Regions from separate parts of the Homo sapiens genome. Here region 2 is linked to region 1. A link is a loop called in an ENCODE intact Hi-C map of the cell type or tissue named here. Cell type or tissue: heart right ventricle. All regions are shown on one strand. Links, peaks and the distances in the headings refer to the core of each region. The heading gives the core; the rest is flanking DNA. Region 1 overlaps LAMA2 (laminin subunit alpha 2). Region 2 has its middle 59 kb from the start of LAMA2.

The links. Hi-C counts contacts between places; a loop is a spot of excess contacts. Peaks named below come from ENCODE experiments on the same cell type or tissue, not always from the same donor. Only the 100,000 strongest peaks of a DNase experiment are listed, where the experiment ranks them.
Region 2: a loop joins it to region 1, with 2.2 times the contacts of the local background. A loop is called at or near these places in 3 of 110 quality-filtered maps.

What each region holds. Positions count from the first base shown.
Region 1 is chr6:129,241,133-129,249,132 of GRCh38, reverse strand. All of the region lies in intron 12 of LAMA2 (laminin subunit alpha 2), which reads right to left. Among named protein-coding and RNA genes, the nearest start is that of LAMA2, 360 kb to the right of the region's middle. In heart right ventricle, for the core only: no CTCF peak of the experiment used is centred there; no DNase peak of the experiment used is centred there; H3K27ac peaks cover 2,827 bases.
Region 2 is chr6:128,815,974-128,832,845 of GRCh38, reverse strand. No RefSeq gene overlaps it. Among named protein-coding and RNA genes, the nearest start is that of LAMA2, 59 kb to the left of the region's middle. In heart right ventricle, for the core only: no CTCF peak of the experiment used is centred there; DNase peaks (open chromatin) are centred at 6,016 and 10,270; H3K27ac peaks cover 782 bases.

The DNA of each region.
Region 1 (8,000 bases), core at 1-8,000:
GTACTGGATGGAGGAGGAAGAACCCTGATTCCTCTTAGTGTTCCACAGAGAATGGCACATAGCTCGCTACGGCTGATTAAACAGGATTTTAAATTGCAGCTCTGCAATGTCTTCTAAGAGCTCATTACATGGGGCTCTATAAGGAACTTAAATTCAGAAAACTCTGATTCCCCTAATCCACTGAGAAATGGCCTTATTCGAATGTCTTTTCACATATAAAATAATAAATATCTGCCTGGACTACAGCACTTGGCATTATTGTGAGTAATGAGGGGTGAACCTATGTGGAAGATTTTAGGTTCTATTAAGATAAACATTCAAAATTTCACACAGCATGCTTCTTCAGATCAGCTACACATTTTCTCAATAAAAGGATTCTAGAAAGGCAGGAGAAAAAAAAGTTTTATGTTGTATATATTTCAAACAAGGACTGAACTATTTAGAATTTTCTAAATTAATAAATACGTTTGAAAGGAGGTTTGGGAAGAATATTGGGACATAGGCCTATAATGTTCCAAAATTTTGAGCTTTCAAATCTATTTTGATTATTTAAAATTTGAATTACATGCTATTTTTCTTGAATATGGCTTCTCTAAAAAGGAAAGAAAAATATCAACTTAATATATGAAATCACCACATATGCTCAAATAAAATACATTTTGAATTAAGGATAATTTTCCATTTTGTCAATAAAAAGAGTCAAAGTGTGTATAATTTGAATGTCAAAGCTGTTACGACTATAGATGAAGTAGAAAAAGATCACCTATGATACTTGATTTGCTAATGTGTTTTTCATACCTATTTATAATAAAGTCACATATAATGGAAACTTGCAGCACTCCCCACCTTTTTGGCATCAGGCATGGGTTTCGTGGAAGACAATTTTTCCATGGACACAGAGGAGGGGTTTTGGGATAAAACTGTTCCACATCAGATCATCGGGCATTAGATTCTCATAAGGAGCGTGCAGCCTAGATCCCTCGCATGCGCAGTTCACAATAAGGTTCCTGCTCCTGTGAGAATCTAATACCACCGCTGATCTGACAGGCGGTAGAGCTCAGGCAGTGATGCTCACTTGCCTGATGCTTACCTCCTGTTGTGCCGCCCAATTCTTAACAGGCCACAGACCTGTATAGCCCGGGAGTTGGGGATCCCTGACATAAACTAAAATACTATGAGAGAGGAATTAGAGGTGGGAAGGGGGAAAAGAGGAACAAATAAATACGCAGAAAAATAGGGGCTCCTCATGCAGGTCAGCGATAATATAAAACATGAACTAAGGAATAGAAATAATTTACCCTATTCTGCTGAGGGCTAATAATAATAGCGATAATAGTAAAACATTGTTTTAGCTCATATTTCATAAAATGATTTTTTTCTAAACTCTTTTGTGTATCTCTGATACTCATGTTTGCCATTATTACAACGTATTTTGAATTGCCTGAAAATTGTCATGAGCGAAGCTGTTTTACTTCCATTTAAGTTGTGTGAAACACGGACCATTTAAACAATTTTCAGGATACTGTTACTAGATGTTTTTTTCCCAAGCCACAGTTACCCATTTACACAATATTAGAATCAATGTCTTTTTCATTTACCCTAAAGGTATGCGTTTATGATCACATTTATATAACCAGTTAGTCAAGTACTTACTTAAGTAATTCTGTCTTTCTTTATTTTTTGACCTAGAGTCTTGCTCTGTCATTCAGGCTGATGTGGAGTGGCACCATCTTAGCTCACTGCAACCTCCTCCTCCCAGGCTTAAGCAGTTCTTGTGCCTCAGCCTCCCGAGTATCTGGGACTACAGGTGTGTGCCATCATGACTGCATAATTTTTTGTATTTTTTGTAGAGATGGGATTTCGCCATGTTGGCCAGGCTGGTCTTGAACTCCTAACCTCAAGCAATCTACTCACCTCCGTCTCCCAAAGTGCTGGGATTACAGGTGTGAGCCACCACGCTCAGGCTCTTAAGTAATTCTTAAAAGGATTGCTTAAGATATCACTCTGCAATTTAGAGGATGCACCCCTAGGAATATTAACTTATTCTTTTTAAAATTTCTTTCCTTCTATTTTTCCTTCAACTCCACAATCTTTCCATAAGCTGTAAAATCAAGCTTTTCCTGGTGTTGTTTCCAGTTGTGTCTTCCCCAAAGAGTACATACCATTGTGTAAGAGACTTTGCAATGAGTCAGTTACAAGACTTCTTTTCTGAAGGATGCTATTATTCAGGGAAAAAGCTTTGAGAATATTCTGAGTATACGTTGCCCTTTCCTCTTGCTTTAGATAAAGAATTCTCTGCCTCTTCTCCATCTGTCCACTCCTCCATGTTCCAGGTGCCGCCTTCGTTTTGTGCCTCCTTGCCCTCGCTTCTGCACTCTCTTAGAATCCCTTCAGTATCCTAACGTTTACTCTCTCCTTCAAATCCATTACCAAGTAGGTTCTCATCAAGCATCTGAATTCATCTCTCTGACTTCAGTTTTTTTGATAGGGAAAGTTTAATGAGCTATTTCATATGTTGTTGCACTTCCCTAATGAAGATTCCCCAGTGGCTCTGGGATCCCTAACGTCATTCAAGTTTCCGTGTAGTTTCAATGCCTCTAGGATCTATCTACCCCTGTGTTCACAAACTGTGTGTAGAGGTGCCCCAGGGTGCTGCAGTGAACTCACAAAGGCACAGTGGAATATTGTAAACATTTGAAGGACACACAGCAATACTAAATATCTGTTGGGCACTGCAATAACTAATTCAAGGTGGTTCACAAGTTGAAACCTTAGAACATGCTATATTCCACTTAAGAATGTTCTCAACATTTTGAGCCATGTTTCTGCTTACTTGTACTTTAGGCCACTTTATATCTTTATTAAGAAAGGTTTTCAGAAGAGACTGTAATTAAAAGCAAGAACTGCACAAAAGTCAATGTGGAAAAGGAAATAAGGATAGCATTATCCAATCTGATACTCAAGTTTGAGAAGGTATATACTACCCCAAAGGTACCACATCCCATCAGTAAGTGATTCTGGTTATTTATGAAAAAAATTATTATTTTCTGTCCATTTTCTTTTTAAACAATTGCTAGGTTGTTAAAACATGAATATTTATTAAGTTGTTTGGCACTAACTACTTAAGAAATAGAACTGTGGCTTATTTCTGTTGGTCAAGGAGGCACTATGAAAAAATTATGAATACGCTATGAACATTCTGAACTGAGAATGTCTGGGTATGTCTGATCTAGCCTCTTTTTATATTTATCCATTCTGTTACTTGGATTTTTAAAAATGAATTTTCCTGCCAGAATTCTCATTCTTATAGTTCTCTGACCATTCAAACACTTATTTTCTTTGTTTGTTTAGCTGATATTTGACTAGTAAGAAGACTAAAGAAAAAACAGTTTTTTAGTGATATTTCCAAAGCCTGATGCAGAGTCAGTGGCAACCACAGTAAATAAGGGAACTAAAAGATTCCAAACAGGGAGAACTCTATATAAAAAAATTCATCCATTAACATTCATTGAAAAATTCTAACAAAATATAAGTGGTCTTGGTAAGTTATACGTACTGCAAATAACTGTAATTTTCCACATTTTTGGACTTTGCAGACTCATTTATTAATTTTACGAGTCTTTCATAAAATTGAACATCTTTGAGACTTTCAAATTAGTTCATTTTGGGGACAATATTGATTTCTCTGATTTTACAGAGCACTGTGTGTTCAGCCAATAGAACATTTCATTTTCTCCTGCTATTTAGGAACTAATCTGTCATTGTTCTCTTGGCTAGAGAAATATGGTTTTCCACAGGTAGGAGTAAGTGCAATTTTAGTTCACTTTGAGGCAATTCTTATATTACTGGATGGATTCGACTATATTTACTAGGGATGAAAATTATATCTCTTTTCAATACAAAGAGAAAGTGAATTTAGTGAGAGCGGTTCATTCCATTTCATAAGGGTCTCCAAAGGCTTGGCCTTTTCCCTCTTTCTCCATATCTACTAAGGCAAATTCTCTTCAGGGAGATTCAGATATCAAATTGAGAAGGCACTGCAGGAAAAAATTTACCTCCATTCCTGGAGATGGTTCTAGGCTAAGCCATTCACTTTCCTGTTCTTCAGCTTCACCCCATTAAGAAAAGAAGAACACAAGTAGCTGTTTCCCATGAGTACCTGTTTTAATTCTACCTTCAGGGGGAAAAACCAGCTTGTTTGCAAGTAATATTATAGTTACTATGCAATATATAACCTAATGTCACAAATAACAATACAGTGTGCATGGTGCACATTGCATTAAAGATTTAATGAGGCAGGAAAGTTTTCCCACATGACTGGAGAAGGCTAAAAGGTAATTCATAAAACTAAGCTTCATAAAAGAATTTAGCAGTAGGCTACTTGTGGTCTGGCCTCTTTTTTTTTCCCTCTCAATCTCAAGAAATATGAATTGAGGAATGAAGGATGGGATAACCTATTGAGGATAATGTTTCTGGAGAGGAAATCCTTTTCATGAAATAAGCCTGGAACATTTGGTTCTCTGATGTCAGATTATCATCACTGTTATTTCACTAAATGGAGTGTAAAACCTAATATTTGCTTTTGCTTACCAGAGCAAATATTTCAGGAGGGATACACAAAAATCAAATGAGAAAAAGGCTTTATAATACTGAGCAGGATAAATTAAACATATCTGTCAATTTCCATTTAGGATCACAAACAGGGCAAGCGATTCATCTTCTTAGATCCCAAAGCCCGCGAGCCTTAAACTCTGAAAAGGTATCCCTCCCATAGAAGTGTTTATTCATGCATCTATTTGTAGAGCTCTCTTTTATCATAGAAACAGTGTTTTACTTCAAGGTTTTGTTATTTCCTTCAGTGTATGTATAAATTTGAGTTAAGAACAGATTTCTCTTCTTTAAAAGCTCGATAATTATTAGAATAGAACATAAACAAGAGGATTGTAGAATTAGAAAACAGGCAGAATTTACATGAGAGGTTTTAAAGTTACATCATCCTTAATGCATAGAAAATGAACCAGAGTTGTAGGTGTCGAACAGAGACAACACATTCTAGAAAAGTTGGTTTAGAAGGGAATAAACTGAGTTATGCAGTCCAGGGGATATAAATAAAAAACCTCGAGGAAAACATCCTGCCTGCCTGCATTCATTTCTCTCTTCCACCTTTTTTTTCCTTCCTATCTGCTTTTCCTGCCCTCTTTTTTTCCTGTTACCCATCTTCTCCTTAGCTTTCTTCTTCATCTCCTTCTCCTCTTCCTCCTCCTTCTTCTTCTTCTTTTCTTTTTCTTCTTGTAGCCATTAGACTGTTTTGATAGCATTTCTTTTCACAATAACTATGTCCTTTCACACGTGCATTAATTAGAACTGGTTGGGAAAAGTCCTGAATTTGGGATTTTTTTTTTCTTTTTCAATGTGACCACTACAATCAGTTTAACCTGATAAGATAACCTGTATTGGGTGACCTAAATTGCAGAAGTATAAAAAGTAGTGATGAAAAGTATGAATGTGACAGAGTCAAGGACATAGTTCTGGAACAGACCACCAGAGATACTGCCTCAAGTGTAACTAACACTGATTGCTTATCAGTGTCCTAGAAGCTCAGCCCGTCCACTGCTCACAGGATTACTCACTCATATTTTTTCTTCCTACATTTCATATAACTCCACATTCTCATAAAATACAGCCTAGACAATATTTATATACAGTGTTTCTTATCGTTAAGGCCAAGAGATATTCATTATAGTGTTTTGATTGGCAAGGGGAAAAAGAGTAACTGTGAAAGGCATATAGAGAGGAATGAGAGGCCAACATGAATTTCTCATACAAATTTTTGTTAAAATGTTTATTCACTGGAATAGCACTGACCTATCTTGAGCATATGTTTTGTCTGCTGTGTAACAAAGTAAGGCCCAATTATACTTTCCATGTACTCAGCTATAATTCAAAGTAAATAGAATTTGAAGAGTTTGATCAGGTAAGAATGCTTTTGGCTGCAATTGAAAACCAGACAATTAGGAGTTCTCATATAACAAGAAGTCCAACAAAATGTGGTAGGCAGACAAAATTTTAAAACAAATGGATTAGCTTTTATTTTCTTATTTCACGTATCTTTCCCCAACACAGATCCATTTGAGCACACTTGAAAATATAAATCTCCTATGAATAGATTTGCAAAACATCACATAGAAGAAGATGATGTGCTTAGAAAGGCAACATTCCATATAGGAAATGAGTATTTAATGTTTCCTTTAAGTTTTCTGACTTAGCGTACTACTTGTTACTTTATGACATACACTGATCAAATCTTGAGTTGAAATAGTACAATCTCAACAGATGTGAGTAAATGGTAGTGGTGAAATTCTCTGAAGTGCTTCGTGCTGTTAGGCCCAGACCCAAAAACAGGGTCTTTGCAACAGCTGTTTGTTTTCCATTTACTAACTTATGTTTGGATGAAACATTCCATTAGCACTTTTACTATGGGCTAGATTAATTTGTGTGTAAATATTCAGTGCAAAAAATACATGTTATCCATAATTAAACATTGATCTAATCAAATAAACCATAAGTTATAGTTTTATATTAATACAGAGATTTCTTATTGACTAGGGTTCAAAATTTTTTCAAGGTCTCTGCCAAGAAAACAAAAAGCCACACGCTCATAATATACAACATCAATGCTGATTAAAATAACAGAAAAAATTTTAATCCAAGTTCCTTTAAGCTAAAGAGAAACAGGCTTGCTATTGTCAAATAGATAACAAATGAATAAAAAGAAAATGTATAATCCTTGTGGAAAATTTATGTAACAAAGAGATATCAGCAATGCAATTTTCTTTTTAAATGAGAATTGTAGTTAACCTTTCACTTACTGCTTAAAGATTTTGTCTTTAAGGATATTCATCATGTTGGACAGTAGATGGCTATGGTATGGCCCTTTCTACTTCTGTTGCAAAGGGAGGAACAATAGAAAGTATAGAAAACAGAGTTCTCATCTTGCCTTGTAGGCAATCCTCATTGCTTACGTACACCTTCCACAACCCTGGATATGGCCTAAAGTGCTAAATATGAGTTGAATGAATTTCAGGTTACATTATTCAGATGGAGGGCATTTTGAAATAGCAGACAACGTATTTCCCAGAAAAGCAGAAGCCAGAACACCAACCTTGGAATACTATTTTGATGTGATGCCAAGTGGTATTGATCTGCCACTATTCCCTTTTCACTCTTCCCTCATTCGTGAACTCTGCAGGTGATTCTTTCTTACAGCAGTAGAAAGTGGTTGTGAATTTTAGAAGATAAGAATCCCAAAGGTGCAATGGATACTAAGTCACACTCCAGAGGAGAATCAACAGGGTAATAAAATACATTTTAAGTGTCTTCTTCCAAAATAAACAGGTAAAGGGTTGTGTTAGTTGTTTGACATGTCTGTTAATATTGGAGTCATATATAAATCACACAAAAAATTAAGCTCATTTCTGGAGATTTTCCAGAGCTGGTTGTGGATTTTGATTCTGCCTTTAAGCACTACAAGGCCCTTGGGAAAGTTAATTTTGCTTTCAGAGCATCAGTGAATTTTCACTAAAATGAGACGAATCACACCTACCTCCGAAGTTTGCTCTTAGGATGAAATGAGAAAATAAACATAAAACTCCCCACTTGGTACCTAGCACATAACATGTATTCAATAAATGTTGTCATACTGTTTTAATAAGTATAGTTTTCAAAATTAAAATACTGTAAACATTTCACACTAAAAACCTAGTGGTTTATTTCATAATTCTAAATGCACTTGAAAATCCCACGTTTTGGGGAGAGATCATAGTGATGGCCCAATTCAGATTTTATTCACGTCTTAATGTTTCCCTATGGAATTTTGCATAAGCATCTTATAGATAGTAGATCTTGCATAAGTATCTGCTGAATTTTAATCACATTCAACACCATATATCACTTCAATGTATTACACATAGAGAAGGCATAAAAAACTGGGATAAATTTGT
Region 2 (16,872 bases), core at 5,540-13,539, 420 kb after region 1:
ATTTTTTAGTTTATTTGTGTAGAGGTATTTATAGTATTTTCTGATGGTAGTTTGTATTTCTGTGGGATCGGTGGTGATATCCCTTTTTTCATTTTTTATTGCATCTATTTCATTCTTCTCTCTTTTCTTCTTTATTAGTCTTGCTAGTGGTCTGTCAATTTTATTGATCCTTTCAAAAAACCAGCTCCTGGATTCATTAATTTTTTGAAGAGTTTTTTGTGTCTCTATCTCCTTCAGTTCTGCTCTGATCTTAGTTATTTCTTGCCTTCTGCTAGATTTTGAATGTTTTTGCTCCTGCTTCTCTAGTTCTTTTAATTGTGATGTTAGAGTGTCAATTTTAGATCTTTCCTGCTTTCTCTTGTGGGCATTTAGTGCTATAAGTTTCCCTCTACACACTGCTTTGAATGTGTCCCAGAGATTCTGGTATGTTGTGTCTTTGTTCTTGTTGGTTTCAAAGAACATCTTTATTTCTGCCTTCATTTCGTTATGTACCCAGTAGTCATTCAGGAGCAGGTTGTTCAGTTTCCATGTAGATGAGAGCTTTTGAGTGAGTTTCTTAATCCTGAGTTCTAGTTTGATTGCACTGTGGTCTGAGAGACAGTTTGTTATAATTTCTGATCTTTTACATTTGCTAAGGAGTGCTTTACTTCCAACTATGTGGTCAATTTTGGAATAAGTGCAATGTGGTGCTGAGAAGAAGGTATATTTTGTTGATATGGGGTGGAGAGTTCTGTAGATGTCTATTAGGTCTGCTTGGTGCAGAGCTGAGTTCAATTCCTGGATATCCTTGTTAACTTTCTGTCTCGTTGATCTGTCTAATGTTGACAGTGGGGTGTTAAAGTCTCCCATTATTATTGTGTGGGAATCTAAGTCTCTTTGTAAGTCTCTAAGGACTTGTTTTATGAATCTGGGTGCTCCTGTATTGGGTGCATATATGTTTAGGACAGTTAGCTCTTCTTGTTGAATTGATCCCTTTACCATTATGTAATGGCTTTTTTTGTCTTTTTTGATCTTTGTTAGTTTAAAGTCAGTTTTATCAGAGACTAGGATTGCAACCCCTGCCTTTTTTTGTTTTCCATTTCCTTGGTAGATCTTCCTCCATCCCTTTATTTTGAGCCTATGTGTGTCTCTGCATGTGAGATGGGTTTCCTGAATACAGCACACTGATGGGTCTTGACTCTTTATCCAATTTGCCAGTCTGTGTCTTTTAATTGGAGCATTTAGCCCATTTACATTTAAGGTTAATATTGTTATGTGCGAATTTGATCCTGTCATTATGATGTTAGCTGGTTATTTTGCTCATTAGTTGATGCAGTTTCTTCCAACATTGATGGTCTTTACATTTTGGCATGTTTTTGCAGTGGCTGGTACTGGTTGTTCCTTTCCATGTTTAGTGCTTCCTTCAGGAGCTCTTGTAGGGCAGGCCTGGTGGTGACAAAATCTCTCAGCATTTGCTTGTCTATAAAAGATTTTATTTCTCCTTCACTTATGAAGCTTAGTTTGGCTGTATATCAAATTCTGGGTTGAAAATTCTTTCCTTTATGAATGTTGAATATTGGCCCCCCCTCTCTTCTGGCTTGTAGAGTTTCTGCTGACTGATCCACTGTTAGTCTGATGGGCTTCTTTTTGTGGGTAAGCCGACCTTTCTCTCTGGCTGCCCTTAACATTTTTTCCTTCATTTCAACTTTGGTGAATCTGACAATTATGTGTCTTGGAGTTGTTCTTCTCGAGGAGTATCTCTGTGGCGTTCTCTGTATTTCGTGAATTTGAACATTGGCCTGCCTTGCTAGGTTAGGTAAGTTCTCCTGGATAATATCCTGCAGAGTGTTTTCTAACTTGGTTTCATTCTCCCCTTCACTTTCAGGTACACCAATCAGACGTAGATTTGGTCTTTTCACATAGTCCCATATTTCTTGGAGGCTTTGTTCGTTTCTTTCTACTCTTTTTTCTCTAAACTTCTCTTCTCGCTTCATTTCATTCATTTGATCTTCAATCACTGATACCCTTTCTTCCACTTGATCAAATCAGTTACTGAAGCTTGTGCATTCGTCACGTAGTTCTTGTGCCATGGTTTTCAGCTCCATCAGGTCATTTAAGGACTTCTCTACACTGGTTATTCCAGTTAGCCATTCATCTAATCTTTTTTCAAGGTTTTTAGCTTCTTTGCGATGGGTTCAAACTTCTTCCTTTAGCTCAGAGAAGTTTGATCATCTGAAGCCTTCTTCTCTCAGTTCGTCAAAGTCATTCTCCATCCAGCATTGCTCCATTACTGGTGAGGAGCTGTGTTCCTTTGGAGGGGGAGAGGCACTCTGATTTTTAGAATTTTCAGTTTTCTGCTCTGTTTTTTCCCCAACTTTGTGGTTTTATCTACCTTTGGTCTTTGATGATGGTGATGTATAGATGGGGTTTTGGTGTGGATGTCCTTTCTGTTTGTTAGTTTTCCTTCTTACTGTCAGGACCCTCAGCTGCAGGTCTGTTGGAGTTTGCTGGAGGTCCACTCCAGACCCTGTTTGCCTCGGTATCAGCAGCAGAGGCTGCAGAACAGTGAATATTGCTGAACAGCAAATGTTGCTGCCTGATTGTTGCTCTGGAAGCTTCATCTCAGAGGGGTACCCAGCTGTGTGGGGTGTCAGTCTGCCCCTACTGGGGGGTGCCTCCCAGTTAGGCTACTCCGGGGTCAGGGACCCACTTGAGGAGGCAGTCTGTCCGTTCTCAGATCTCAAACTCCATGCTGGGAGAACCACTACTCTCTTCAAAGCTGTCAGACAGAGACATTTAAATCTGCAGAGGTTTCTGCTGCCTTCTGTTTGGCTATGCCCTGACCCCAGAGGTGGAGTCTACAGAAGCAGGCAGGCCTCCTTGAGCTGCAGTGGGCTCCACCCAGTTGGAGCTTCCTAGCCACTTTGTTTACCTACTCAAGCCTCAGCAATGGCGGGCACCCCCGCCTCCTGGCCTCACTGCCACCTTGCAGTTAGATCTCAGACTGCTGTGCTAGAATGAGCAAGGTTCCGTGGGCATGGGACCCTCTGAGCCAGGCGCAGGATATAATCTCCTGGTGTGCTGTTTGCTAAGACCCTTGGAAGAGCGCAGTATTAGGGTGGGAATGACCCGATTTTCCAGGTGCTGTCTGTCATGGCTTCCCTTGGCTAGAAAAGGGAATTCCCTGACCCCTTGCACTTCCCATGTGAGGCGATGCCTTGCCCTGCTTCAGCTCTCACTCGGTGGGATGCACCCACTGTCCTCCACCCACTGTCCAACACCCACTCCAGTGAGATGAACCCGGTACCTCAGTTGGAAAAGCAGAAATCACCCGTCTTCTGCGTTGCTCACGCTGGGAGCTGTAGACTGGAGCTGTTCCTATTTGGCCATCTTGGAACCGCCCCGAAGCTAACAGTTCTCTTAACGTAACAAAGTGTATGTAAGTACACACACAAAAGTTCTACATATAATCCTCACTTCATTACATTTGCCATTATAAAATAACCAACAAACAATCAAAAACAGTAGTAAAGATGTCTAGTTGTATTGATTTTCTTTTCTTCTAGGGTTCTGCCTCCCATCACATTTAATTAATTTTAAATAGCATTGAGAGAGCATAGACTGCATACTTGTCACTGTTAAATTGATCTCACCAATATTTCCAAATAGTCTCTCTTGTCCTAACAATTTATAACTCTATTCAGTTTCTAAATAAGAACCAGTTGAACGGCAGTGAGGGGCACGGCTGAAGCAGTAGTCCTGGAATGCTATAGGAAAATCCACTGGGAAAAGCCTAGTTTGCCCACGGCTCTTCATGGCTTTTGAGGGACTGATTTTTTTGTCTTTGAGAAAGCTTATAACTGGAGAAGAGGGCCTTTAGGCAATTTCTCTTGGGAATAACAACCACAGATATTGTTAGAGAAAAATGACTGTCTTACCTTCTTTGTCACAAATCGGGGTTAAAAAAATTTTTATCGTCAGTAGAAGTAAAAACACAGTTCTGCCTGCAGAATAAATGCAGACAATACATCAGCTTGCCTTAACTAATATTCCAAGTTACTCATCAGAAAAATACTATCATAGTTCAGCTAATTAAATTGTCAATTAACTGGGTACATGATTCCCATTTGCTGTTTAGAATAACTTAGAAAATGATATATTCAAAAACTCTGAGATAATGATATGAAAATATTCAGAGTGATAGCAATTTTATATCAACAGTCCAATTTTCTATACAGATTTTTTGTGAAACATTTATTTTCTTCATAAATGTTCCAATATTCTTGCTTACTATTTCTACCTTTAAGGAGCACAAAAGAAAAGTTCAACCAAGCATTTTCAAATTTTGTATTCATATAATAGCAAAGATCCTTAGATAGCTGATAACCAGTTTACTAAACCAGTTGCTGGAGATAAGTCTACACTTAGTTGTATTTATATATAACACAGCAAATTATAAGCAGCTATTTAGGGTTTCTACTTCACCATTTCTGAGAATAAATTTGCAAAGTCATATGTGCATGGTGTAACTGTTCCATTTTTGTTGTGTTCAATAATACACCAAGAACATTCCAGTGATTGGGGCTTGCCATATCACATTACCTCATATGAGCAACATCTCATTTATAGTGATATGCAACAAATTCTTTCCATGCATACCTCATGTTATTTTATAATCACAAAGATCTCATTGATGCAGAGCTGAGCAAATCGTTGATGGCAGAGAGAAAATAGTGGAATGTCAAAAGAAAGGTCATAAAGATGTCTGGAAGAGAAGAGTGGTGAGAGAGGCACCTCCCAACTCTGATTAATCAAAAAGGTGCAGGAGTTAGGGCTGTAGAGAGACTTCAGAATCATTTTTCCACCCACACGTGGACTCTTTAAGTAGCAAGCACTTAATGAGTATACGCTGAGCTTTGGATTTAGCATTGTGAGGGATACAAATACACAGAAGGCCCGATGGTCAGGAGTTTACAACCTATTGGTGACATCATCACTAACACACAAAATCATTAAAACCTAACGAGTGGTACTGATCTAAAAGCAATAGTAATTTGAATTCAAACAAACACAGTAGGGCTGAAGGTATCTTTTTGCACTAGATGGGAACTTAGAGGCCTTAAGTGTTGGTTAAGATCTGGTGAGAATAAAGAAAAACCAATAGCAAGCACAGGAAATAAATACACAAGATTAGGTTGATATTAGGTATCCTTATAGAGATAATATTCAGGTTTTAATCGACTTGATTAACATGACTTGTTGGAGAGAAAGTAGGTAAGCATTTTAAGCAGAGGAAGGAGATTAAAAGTTGTCTACATAAAAAAAAAAGATCAGACACTAAATTCAGATACTGATAAAGAGCAGTGAAAGGCAAATGTTTGTGATCATGGAAATCATAAGTATTTGCCTTTCATGATATAGGACAAAGAAAGATAAAGGCAACTAACATTTATGTGTGCTTCCTATGTCCAAACAATGTGCCAAAGTGTCTTATTCAAGCTGCAACCACAAAAGACATCAATGGCTTCATTGCAGATTTCCATGAGGGTATCCCAAGGTTTTATCTCAATATCCTACCATCAATTGAGACCAGGCTACAACTTTAGACATGAACCCCACTAGGTGATATCACCACTGTGTGATAATGGAAGAGAATTATTGAACAGTAAATGACTTATACTACAATATGGAGTAGCTCTAGTCCAACCCTCGGAACTATTTCTCCTGGCCTGCCTTCCCATGGCCAGAGGCAATCCATACATACCAAAAGTCCAGCCTCCAAAACTGCTTCTGTCATTTCCAAGTCTCAGAACTTCCTCTGCTGTGGTTGCGGTGCCCATTCAAACCTTGCCACAGTCAGATTTAACACAGTATTGAAACCTATTTTTTTCAGGAAGAAATTTCAAGCAAGTGCTTTCCTTCCTTTATCTCAGCGAATTCCCTACCAAACCTTCAGTATCCTCCACATGTCTAATCTATCTAAAATGATAACCCCTGCTCCCGTCTCCAGGCTTTTCAGCCTTTAGAGACTTCATCTCCCAAACAAGGCTGGCAGCCACTCAGACCTATTGGCTGTTGACCAGACTATCAAGCTGTTTTGTCCTTCTGTGCCATTGAGTAACTTGATGTATTCTTTTCCTGTCTTTCCCATAGAATCGGTTTATGCATCATCTCCACAGTAAAATTTAGCCTAACATCCCAAGGCAGATTTAATTTTTGTTCATTCTTTTAAAAAATGCTGAGTACTCTTCTGTGCCAGTCAGTAGTCTAGGAACTGGAAATACAGTGCTAAATAAGGCAGGTAAGATCTCTCTCTGGCCTGCAAATTGAGAATCCATTCTGAAAATTTGAGACATAAGAGCTCTTTCATCAATATTTCATGTGTATTCTATGCATACCTCTCCAAAAATATATGGTAGTGTATTTTTTATTTCCACATCTCCTTCTCAATATACTGTAAGCAACTTAATAACTGACACTGTGAATTCCTTGAGAATCTCCAGTGTCCAGAAAAGTACCTGGACCATACTTCCCTACCCAACATCCATGGGCAATGCTGTCATCTGTCAATGTTGAAGGAACCATGTTGAATAAATTGATTTTTTCCTATATCTAAAGGCTTTTTAACATTTTTTTGTTATTATCTTAATAATAGCACCTCTTCAGAAACAGCTGTTTCTGTTTTCCAAATTTGAATAAAGTTCCATCCTCTAAACCCAATTCTAAAGAGTTTATTGTTTTTCTTCTAAGGACACATTCCCTCTGAGGGTAGGTACTTTATGAATTCAAGAAACATCATACATCACTTGATAAATTATTACTTAATTCAGATGTATTGATTGATTTCAAGTCTGTCCTTCCTCATAAATATTTTTCTTCATAAATATTCACATTTGGGGTTTTGTGTCTTTTTTGGCAGTGTTGTTGGGTGTTTTTTTTTATTGCTGTTGTTTTGCTTATTTTCTCACACATCTTTCCTTTGTCTCTGGAAACAATGAGATGACCCAAAAAGAACATAACGCATCAGTAATCCTATTATATGTTCATTCTTTGTCTATCTTTTTAATTTTTTTACTCTAAGTCAACAGTTTCTGCTTACTTCTCTAAGGTTTGGATTTTTTTGGCTTTGCAAACTTCTGTTTCTTAGTTTATACACTCTAACTTCTGAAAGAAAAAAATGACTTTTATTTGTACAATTGTATCTCCACCAATTTTCTGTAACTTAAGCTGTCACTTTCAGCTGCTGAGTCAAAAATGTTCTGCAGGGATGATAGCAGCTTCTGCTCATCACCTTTTTTCCTGCACAGGTGGAAGCCAAATGCTCTGCACCAAAAAAATACAAAGAGAGATTTTAGGACATTATTTTTCTGGGGCAACATGACTGATGTCACTTTGTATTCTTTCTAGCCAATTTAAAATCTATATTTTGCAATCGATTTTTCCAATTTCCTTATAATTCAATACATGGTTATGACATAAATCCTTATCTTAAAAAAGCACTATGTCTAACATCCTTTTAACTTTGTAATGTCTAAATAATGAACCTGCTTTTCCTTCCTAAATATCATCCCTTCATTGTTTAGATATCTCACTGTACCTTCTACCTTCCTAAGGTTGTTCCTAATGCATTTAATCCAAACTACCAAACACATAGTATCAGAGCTGTATTGCCCCTTCTCCTTCCACCGAAATGTGGTTGCCCCAGGTAAGATCCTTCAATTGTTAAACTAGGTAACTAGTGATTTGAATGAGTAATTTTCATTCAAGTTTCCATTTGTAACTTTCACTGGTAAAACTTTGGCACATCTATATCACTTACTAATATCATATGGTTGTTCCCATCACCCAGTTTCAAGTTTCATTTGTACTTTAAACCACTTCATTTATTTACTTTGAATATCAAGATAGTATTTACTTACATAACAAAAGTGTAACTTTTTGTTGTCTTCTCTACTCAGCTGCTGATGCCTACCTGTTCTTCCTCCATAACCCCTGAAGTGGCACTCAGAGATCTTCCAAATGTTGTACTTAAATATATTACAGGGATGCTGATTCTCCCGACAATCATATTAAGGAATTATGTGGAAACTAATTCTCTCACCACCTTAAATAGGAAGAAGCTGGGCTGCAAATAAAAATGTGCACTTTTTATACAAAATAAGTTAGTGGTTGGTCTGAAAAAGGAGCCCAGGGAATTCACCTCCTGTGTTAGCATATCAGTCAATAAATTAATTTTTATTTTCATTTAAAATAGGATTGAAAAAACGTTCAGAAAGCAATTCTGAAAGATAAAATTCAGAAATCTATCAATGCTATATCAGAGGGAAGGTTAATTTCACAAATGTTTATATAAGAATTCTTTGTGATATGATTCCACAATTTGTTAAAAAAAATAAGTTAGATTCTAAGAACTGTAACTCTGTATCTCAAATTGGAATCTAGTCTAGCCAGGAGAAATGACATAGAGTTCTTTTGGAAAAGAACAATGGTAAGTGACATTATAATATTCACAAAAGCTTTTTTTGACCATTCTTCCTAGGTCCAAACCTATCTTGTCCAAAGCTGACATTTGTATATTAATTCATTCAATAGTTACTTACTGAGAAGATATTATATGCCAGTCCCCAGTAAACAAATTAGACACAATCCCTTCCTCATGAAGATTTCAGAGAAAACTTACAATCTTTCAGAGGAAACAGAAGATGAGAGATAGCATGGTACATTAGAAAATGTGTTTGAAGTTTGGCATGCTGGTGTGTAAGTCGGAGGTGATACAGGAAGGAGCCAGAAAAAGATCTAGGACCGGTGTGGAAAATGAAATAGAGCAAACTTTTACTGTAAAAGGCTAGGTAGTAAATAATTTGGGCTTTATGGACCATACCATACCTTGCGGCAACTTCTACTCAAATTGGCTACTGTAGTGCTAAAGCAGCTTTGGGCAACATGTACATGAATATAATTCATTGAATGTGTAAATCAGTTCTTAGAGAACTGACATCTTAACAATATTTAGTCTTCTGACTCATGAACACAGTGTGTCTCTCCATTTATTTAGCTTTTTGTTAATTTTCCTCGGCAATATTTTATAATTTTCAGGATACAAGTCTTGTCCATTTTTTGGTCAGGTTCTTCCCTAGTTTATATTTTTGATGTAGTATTTTTAAGTAGTATTATTTTATGCCATTTTCCTATTTATTACTAATATGTAAAAACATAATTAACTTTACATATTGATCCTATATCCTGCAACATTTCTAGACTCCCTCGTTAATTAGAGTAGCCTTATTATAGGTTCCATGGGATATTCTTCCATCATGTCAGCTACAAATAATACAACTTCTTTTCCAATCTGGATTCTTTTTATTTCTTTTGCTTGCTATGTTGTATTGGCTAAAATCTGCAATACAATGTTGAATAGAAATGATGAGACAGAGTATCCTTGCTTTCTTCCTCATCTTTGAGGGATAGCATTTAATCTTTCACCATTAAATATGGGGTTAACTGTAGGTTTGTCATAGATGGATTTTTATCAAGTTGAAGACATTCCCTTCCGTGATAGTTAATTTTATGTGTCAACTTGTCTAGGCTATGGTGCCCAGTTATTTTGTCAAACACCAGTCTAGATATTCCTGTAAACATGTTGTTCAGATGTGACTAACATGTAAATCAGTAGATTCTGAGTAAAGTAGGCTGCTCTTCATTATGCAAATGGGCCTCATCCAGTCAGTTGAAGGCCTTAAGATAAAAGACTAAGGTCTCCAAAAGAAGAATTTCTGCCTCCAGACTACCTTCAAACTCAAGACCACAACATCTTGCCAGAAATTCCAGCCTATCAGCCTGCCGAATTTCAGACTTGCTAACTACTACAATCAAATGAACTAATTCCTTGAAATGAATGTCTCTCAATCCATGCCTTTCTGCATCCATCCGTTTATTCATCTATCTATCCATCTGCATCAGTTCTGTTTCTCTGGAGAATATTGACTAATATACCTTCCACTCCTATTTGCTGAATGGTTTTGTTCATTTTTTTGCTTGTTTGTTTGTTGAGACAGGGTCTTGCTCTGTCTCCCAGACTGGAGTGTGGTGGTACAATCTCGGTTCACCACAACCTCAGCTTCTTGGGCTCAAGAGATCTTCCCACCTCAGCTTCCCAAGTAGCTGGCACTGCAGGTGCACAGCATCACAACCAGCTAATTTTTGCAATTTTTTTAGAGACAGGGTTTTGCCATGCGGGCTGGGCTAGGCTTGTCTTGAACTCCTGGGCTCAAGCAAATCTGCCCACCTCACCTCCCAAAGCATCTGGAGCCATGGCGCCCGGCCTGCTGAGTGTTTCTAATAGTACTAGAAGCTGGATTCTCTTAAATGTTTTTTTCTGCATGTATTGAGATAAGCATGTGGTTTTTCTTTTTTAGTTTGTTTATATAATGAGTCATATTCTCTTACTTTCAAATGTTAAACTAAACTTGTATTACTGTCATAAGCACCACTTTTTCATATCACTTTATCAATTGTATATATTATATTTGATTTGCTACAATTCTGTTACTAATTTTAAAATCTACATTAACAAGGGATATTGTTCTATAATTTTTTCCCTGTAATGCATTTGTCTGGTTTATCAGAGTAATACATTTGTCAAAGTAATGCTGGCCTCAAAAGAATAGGTCAGAAATCCTTCCTCTTCAGTTTTCTGGAAGCATTTGTGTCACCATACTAAATCCACTCATTAGTTCTAGCAGGCTTTTGCTTTTGTTTTTGCTTTATTTTTACAATGTTTAGAATTTTTTTATGTATACAATGTGTCATGTCATCCTCAACAAAAAAAAATTTACTTCTTCCGTTCTAATCTTCCTACTTTTTAAAAAAATAACTTTTTTAAAAAATTAATTTTTTTGAGCAGTTTCAGGTGCACAGCAAAATTGAGAGTAAGGTACAGAGATTTCAACATTATCATCATCCTTCACTAGAATGGTACATTTGTTAACAGTTGATGAACCTATACTGACTCATTATTATCACCAGAAATTAGTTGTTTACACCAGGGTTGTATATGTAAATACAATTGCAGTATCATATAGAATATTTCCACTGCCCTCCAAATTCTCTGTGTTTTGCCTTTTCATCCCTTTTCCCATCGCCACCCTACTCCCTGTTTTTTTCTTTTTTTTTTTTCTGTCCCCTTAGTTTTGCCTTTTACAGAATGTCATATAGTTGGGCTTACACAGTAGGTAGCTTTTTCAGATTGGCTTCTTTCACTTAATAATATACATTTAAGTTTGCTTAATGTCTTTTCATGTTGTGATAGCTCATTTCTTTTTACCCATTAATAATATCTCTTTGTCTGGATGTACCACAGTTATTTAACTACTGAAGGACATTTTGGTTGTTTCCAAGTTTTGGCAATTATGAATACAGCTGCTATAAACATCCGAGTGCAAGTTTTTGTGTGAACATAGTTTTCAACTCCTTTGTGTAGAGAGCAAGGATCACAATTGTTGGATCAAATGATAAGAGTGTGTTTTGTTGTAAGAAACTTGGCAGATTGTCTTCCACAGTGGTCATGCCATTTGGGATTCCCATCAACAATGAACAAGAGTTTTTGTTGCTCCATATCCTTCCCACCAACAATGAACAAGAGTTTTTGTTGCTCCACATCCTTGCCAGTATTTGATGTTGTCAACCTTCTGGATTTTGGCCATCCTAATAGGTGTCTAGTTATATAGCTCATTGTTGTTTTAATTTGCGTTTTCCTGATGACATGTAATGTGGAGCATCTTTTCATATGCTTCTTTGCCATCCGTATATCTTCTTTGGTGAGGTTTCTGTTAAAGTCTTTAGCCTGTTTTATAACCTAATTGTTTATTTTCTTGTTGTTGAGTTTTAAGAGCTCTTTGTGTAGTTTGGATAACAGTTTTTTTTTAATCAGATGTATCTTTTGAAAATTTTTTCTCCCAGCCTGTGCTTTGTCTTCTCATTCTCTTGAAATAGCCTGCTTTTATTCTTTTTGTTTAACTTTCTGGCTAGGACTTTCAACATTGACTAGAAGTGCTGAGAGCAATGAGTGTCTGGTTTTTCATTTGAATAACATATATATTAGTGAACGACTAAGAGTTATATTATGTTAATTGTAGGTTTTTCACAGTTGTCCTCAATCATGTTAGGAATGTTTCTGTGTACTCCTAGTTTGCTGGGATATTTTTTTCTTATGAATTAGTGTTGAATTTTATTAAATAATTTTTGTGCATCTATTGATCATATTTTTCTTTAATTTTTTTGATGTGGTGAAATTACATTGAATGATTTCAAATAATAAATCAATCTTGCGTTTATGGAATAAACTGCCCTTGGTCATGATTTATTATCTTGGTTACATGTGGCTGCATGTGATTTGCTCATTATATTGGTTTACAAAGGTTACCGTAACAAAGTACACAAACTGGGTGACTTCAGCAAGAGACACTTATTCTCTCACAGGTCTAGAGACTTAACTTAGCAACATTTAAATGGCAAACTTTGTCCTGAGCAAGGGGCAGGTGTTGAAGTCTCTTCTCATTTTCTTGGCCTCCCAGCTCTGCTTTCCTTTGGATTCTTTTGAATCTTGCTGGTCATGTGCATATTTTAGGAATTATTGAAGGACTTAAAAGAAGTGTGGGAAGAATTGGTATCCAGAATTTAGCGGCGGATATCCCTTTTCTGTGGCTCTCTCATTCCTGAGACTTTCCCCTCAATTTCTGTCTGCTCTTGTCTTTTTCAGCCTCTGTCCTTTCAATACAGTAAGAATGGAAATTTTTATTTGACCTCTATTTCTCTACATGTCTCAGGAAATTGGGAAGTACCCTTGGGGGAAAACCAACTAAATAAAAGTATTACCTTCTTCACTTCTTGTCTTTAAAAGATTGTATCCCATGAAGTTTCTGGTGCTTTTCATTGCTTTCTAATATCTTCAAACAGTTTTTTAAAACTAGAGGTGTAATGGTTGTCAATAGGAGGGTCAGTTTGATAAAAGTTACTCACCGTTACTGGAATCAGAACTCTAATCAATGTTCTTTGGTTAAAAAAAAAAATCAGGCCAGGCGCTGTGGCTCTTGCCTGTAATCCCAGCACTTTGGGAGGCTGAGGCAGGCGGATCACTTGAGGTCAGGAGTTTGAGACCAGCCTGGCCAACATGGTGAAACCCCCATCTCTACTAAAAATACAAAAAATTAGCCTGGCGTGGTGACACGTGCCTGTAGTCCCAGCTACTCGGGAGGCTGAGGCATGAGAATCGCTTGAACCTGGGAGGGAGAGGTTGCAGTGAGCTGAGATAGCACCACTGCACTCCAACCTGGGTTACTGAGTGAGACTCTGTCTCAATTAAAAAAAAAAAAAAGTTTCATAAGGCAACATCTCCATGATTCCTGTATATTAATTTATTTTTATAATAAAAATGAACTTAATACATTCACTTTATCACCTGATTGTTAGAGTTTAATTTTATAAAGTTTTTATTGTATAATATGTCAAAAGTATTTTTAAAAATAACATTCAATGACTACTAATGAGGCTCAAATATATGTTCCTTAATCTTTAACATAATTTCATAATTTTAACAGAAAATAATTTAACATAATATAAATTTTATCACAATGCACTAATGTAATTCCTTCATCTCTAACATTATATAAAACATAATTTAAAATACTAAATGAAAGAAACTTCTTACTCTGTCCATGTTTCATGGGAATTAGTATCCCTTATATCATGTCCCTGTTTTGTGCAGACAACACATTAACATCCTTAAATTATTTAGAATGTGATGTAATTAAGGGAGGTCCAATATTTATTCTGAACATAGAAATATAACAGACCAGAAACCAGACCTGGGGAAGAGGGAGGCGAAATGCCATGATTGAATTGCTATTGTGCTAAATGCTATCCCCACAAAAAGCAAGACTTGACTAGTGATTCCTGCTCCTCTTTTCCTCCTCTCAATTTTCTTTATGTACTTTTTCATCTATCAAATAGACTTCTCTCAGACCCATTGTATTAGTAAGATTTCTCTCAACAAACAGTACCCTTAGGATATAGAGAAAGATGTATGAGATGATTTAATATCAGAATTGGCTCATGTGGTTATGGAGTCTGAAAAGTCCCATGATAATCTCTGCAAACTAGAAAACCAGAGAAGCCATTTGGCTCAGTCCAAATTCAAACACCTGAGAACCAAATATGAACTCTGAGAATGAAGCCAAAGTCCCGAGAACTGGAAAGCCACTGGTAAAAGTCCCGAGTCCAAAGGCCAGAGAAACTGAAGTTGTGATGTCCAAGGGCAGGAAAAGAAAGGTGTCTCAGTTCCAGGAGAAACAGGAATAATTTACCTTTCCTCTGACTTTTTGTTTTATCTGGGCCCTCAACCAATTTGATAGTGCTGGCCCACACTAGATGAGGGTGATCTTCCTAACTCAGTCCACTGATTTAAATACCTATTTCTTCTGGAAAAATTTTCATAGACATACTGATATGGTATGGCTGTGTCCCCACCCAAATCTCATCTTGAATTGTAGTTCTCATAATCCCCATGTGTCATGGGAGGGACCAGGTAGAGATAATTGATTCATGGGAGCCGTTTCCCACATCACGTTCTTGTGATAGTTAGTTCTCATGAGAACTGATGATTTTACAAGAGGCTTTCTCCTTCACTGGGTACTCATTCTTCTCCTTCTTCCCATCATGTGAAGAAGGAGACGTTTGCTTCCCCTTCAGCTATGGCTGTAAATTTTCTGAGGCCTCCCTAGCCATGTGAAACTGTAAGTCAATTAAACCTCTTTCCTTTATGAAATACCCAGTCTCTGGCAGTCCTTAATAGTAGTGTGAGAATGGACTAATACACATACCCTCAAATAGTATTTTATCAGCTATCTAGATATCCTTTAACCCAGTCAAGTTGATACTAAAATTATCCATTATACCCACAATAAGTAGGAGACAGTTGACCACTAACTTAACAAAAATGACGATGAAATATTTTCTTTTAATATATAGGAAAATTATATTCAGGAATGATTAATTAGATACTATTGATTTTCTGCACATTATTTTTACTCTGGTGCGGGGAAAGATCATAGAATGCTATTCTGACTTGCATAATACTGAGAATAAGTTTCACCATTGCATTCTCATAAAAAAAGTTTGTAAAGACACTAATGTGTTGCCACAATATGCTGGGTTCATGGAATGCATAAATGAGCTCAAAAAATATATGATCGCTCTCTAACTCATCTTCCTTCCCCCAAATTTCTCATGCCTATCCCTTCATCTACAGTTTTATTGCCAGATCTTTAAAATGCCTATCCCTTCCTCTATGATTTTATTGCCAGATCTCTAATATATATTTTATAACACCTCTAAAACATAGTAACCTCTTATATAGCAGTGTAGGATAGTGAAGAGCATGAACTTTGAAGCCAGAAGGACCTGGATTCAAATTTTAACTTAAGCATGTATGAAATATATGTGTTTGAGGAAGTTGCTTCAACTCTCTGGGCTTAATTTTGTTATGTGTAATATATGAGCACTAACACACACATCAAAGTGTTTTTGCAAATAGTAGATGAGATAACAATTGTGCAAATCTTCTGGGATATTATCAAGGCTAATTTTTATTTCCTAACTTCCACCAGCATTAAAAAAAAACGATGTAGGCTGGGAACGGTGGTTCACACCTGTAATCTCAGCACTTTGGGAGGCCGAGGCGGGTGGATCACAAAGTCAGGAGATCGAGACCATCCTGGCTAACATGGTGAAACCCCATCTCTATTAAAAATACAAAAAAATGAGCCAGGTGTGGTGGTGGGTGCCTGTAGTCCCAGCTACTCAGGAGGCTGAGGCAGGAGAATGGTGTGAACTCAGGAGGTGGAGCTTGCAGTGAATTGAGATCGCGCCACTGTACTCCAGTCTGGGCAACAGAGCGAGACTGTCTCAAAAAAAAATTATAAGCCTATTTTATATATTATAAATTAAAATACTAATTTCAATTTGACTCCATCAAGCACATTGCTGACACTCTCCTTAAATTTGTTTTACACACAACGTGCCTCAAAACTGATCAGCTTTCGGTTTCCTTTCTTAGATAATTTAGCTACTCTGCCTAACCTTCAAGGTCACCAAAAGCTGCTTACATCATTCCTATCCAACATTTTCCCATTACTTCCCAAGGCCCACTATAAACTTACAGGCATGCACATCTAGGCCTTCATCACTTTGAAAACATGCTCTTTTCATTTATGCAGATGCTTCCCGTTATTCTTCAACACTTGGATCAACTCTCAGTTCAAAGAAAACCTTTTCTGATTATAAAAACCTTTATTGAGCTCTCTTGTTTCAACTCCTAAAGCACCTGTGCAACACTCAACTTTTTCATGCATTTCAGTATTACAACTATCCCTCTGTTTGTTTGCAAACTCCTTAAAGACAGCAATCTTCTTTTATGGACTTTATAACTACATATGATGGATTAAGTAAAGTGCTTTAATTTTTGATTTATAAATAAAAAAATTAAATAAGAAAATAAAGATCGAAAGTCAGCCGTTGTTATGTAGTGTTGTGGTTTGAATTATGTCCACCCCAAGAAAGAAGATGACTCTCCACAAGCCAAGTAGAGAGGCCTAGAACAGGTTCTTTTATCATAGCCCTCAGAAAGAACTAACCTGCTGACACCTTGATTTTGGACTTCCAGCCTCCAGAATGGGGAGTTTAAGCCACCTAGTCTCAGGCACTTTGCTTTTGCACCCTAGCAAACTAATATGTATGGCATTTTATCTTCCCTAATGTTCCCATAAAAACAGACAGAGCACTTGGAGTACGACCATCAAAAACCATGGACAACCTCTACATCAATACTGGGTGGTAAGT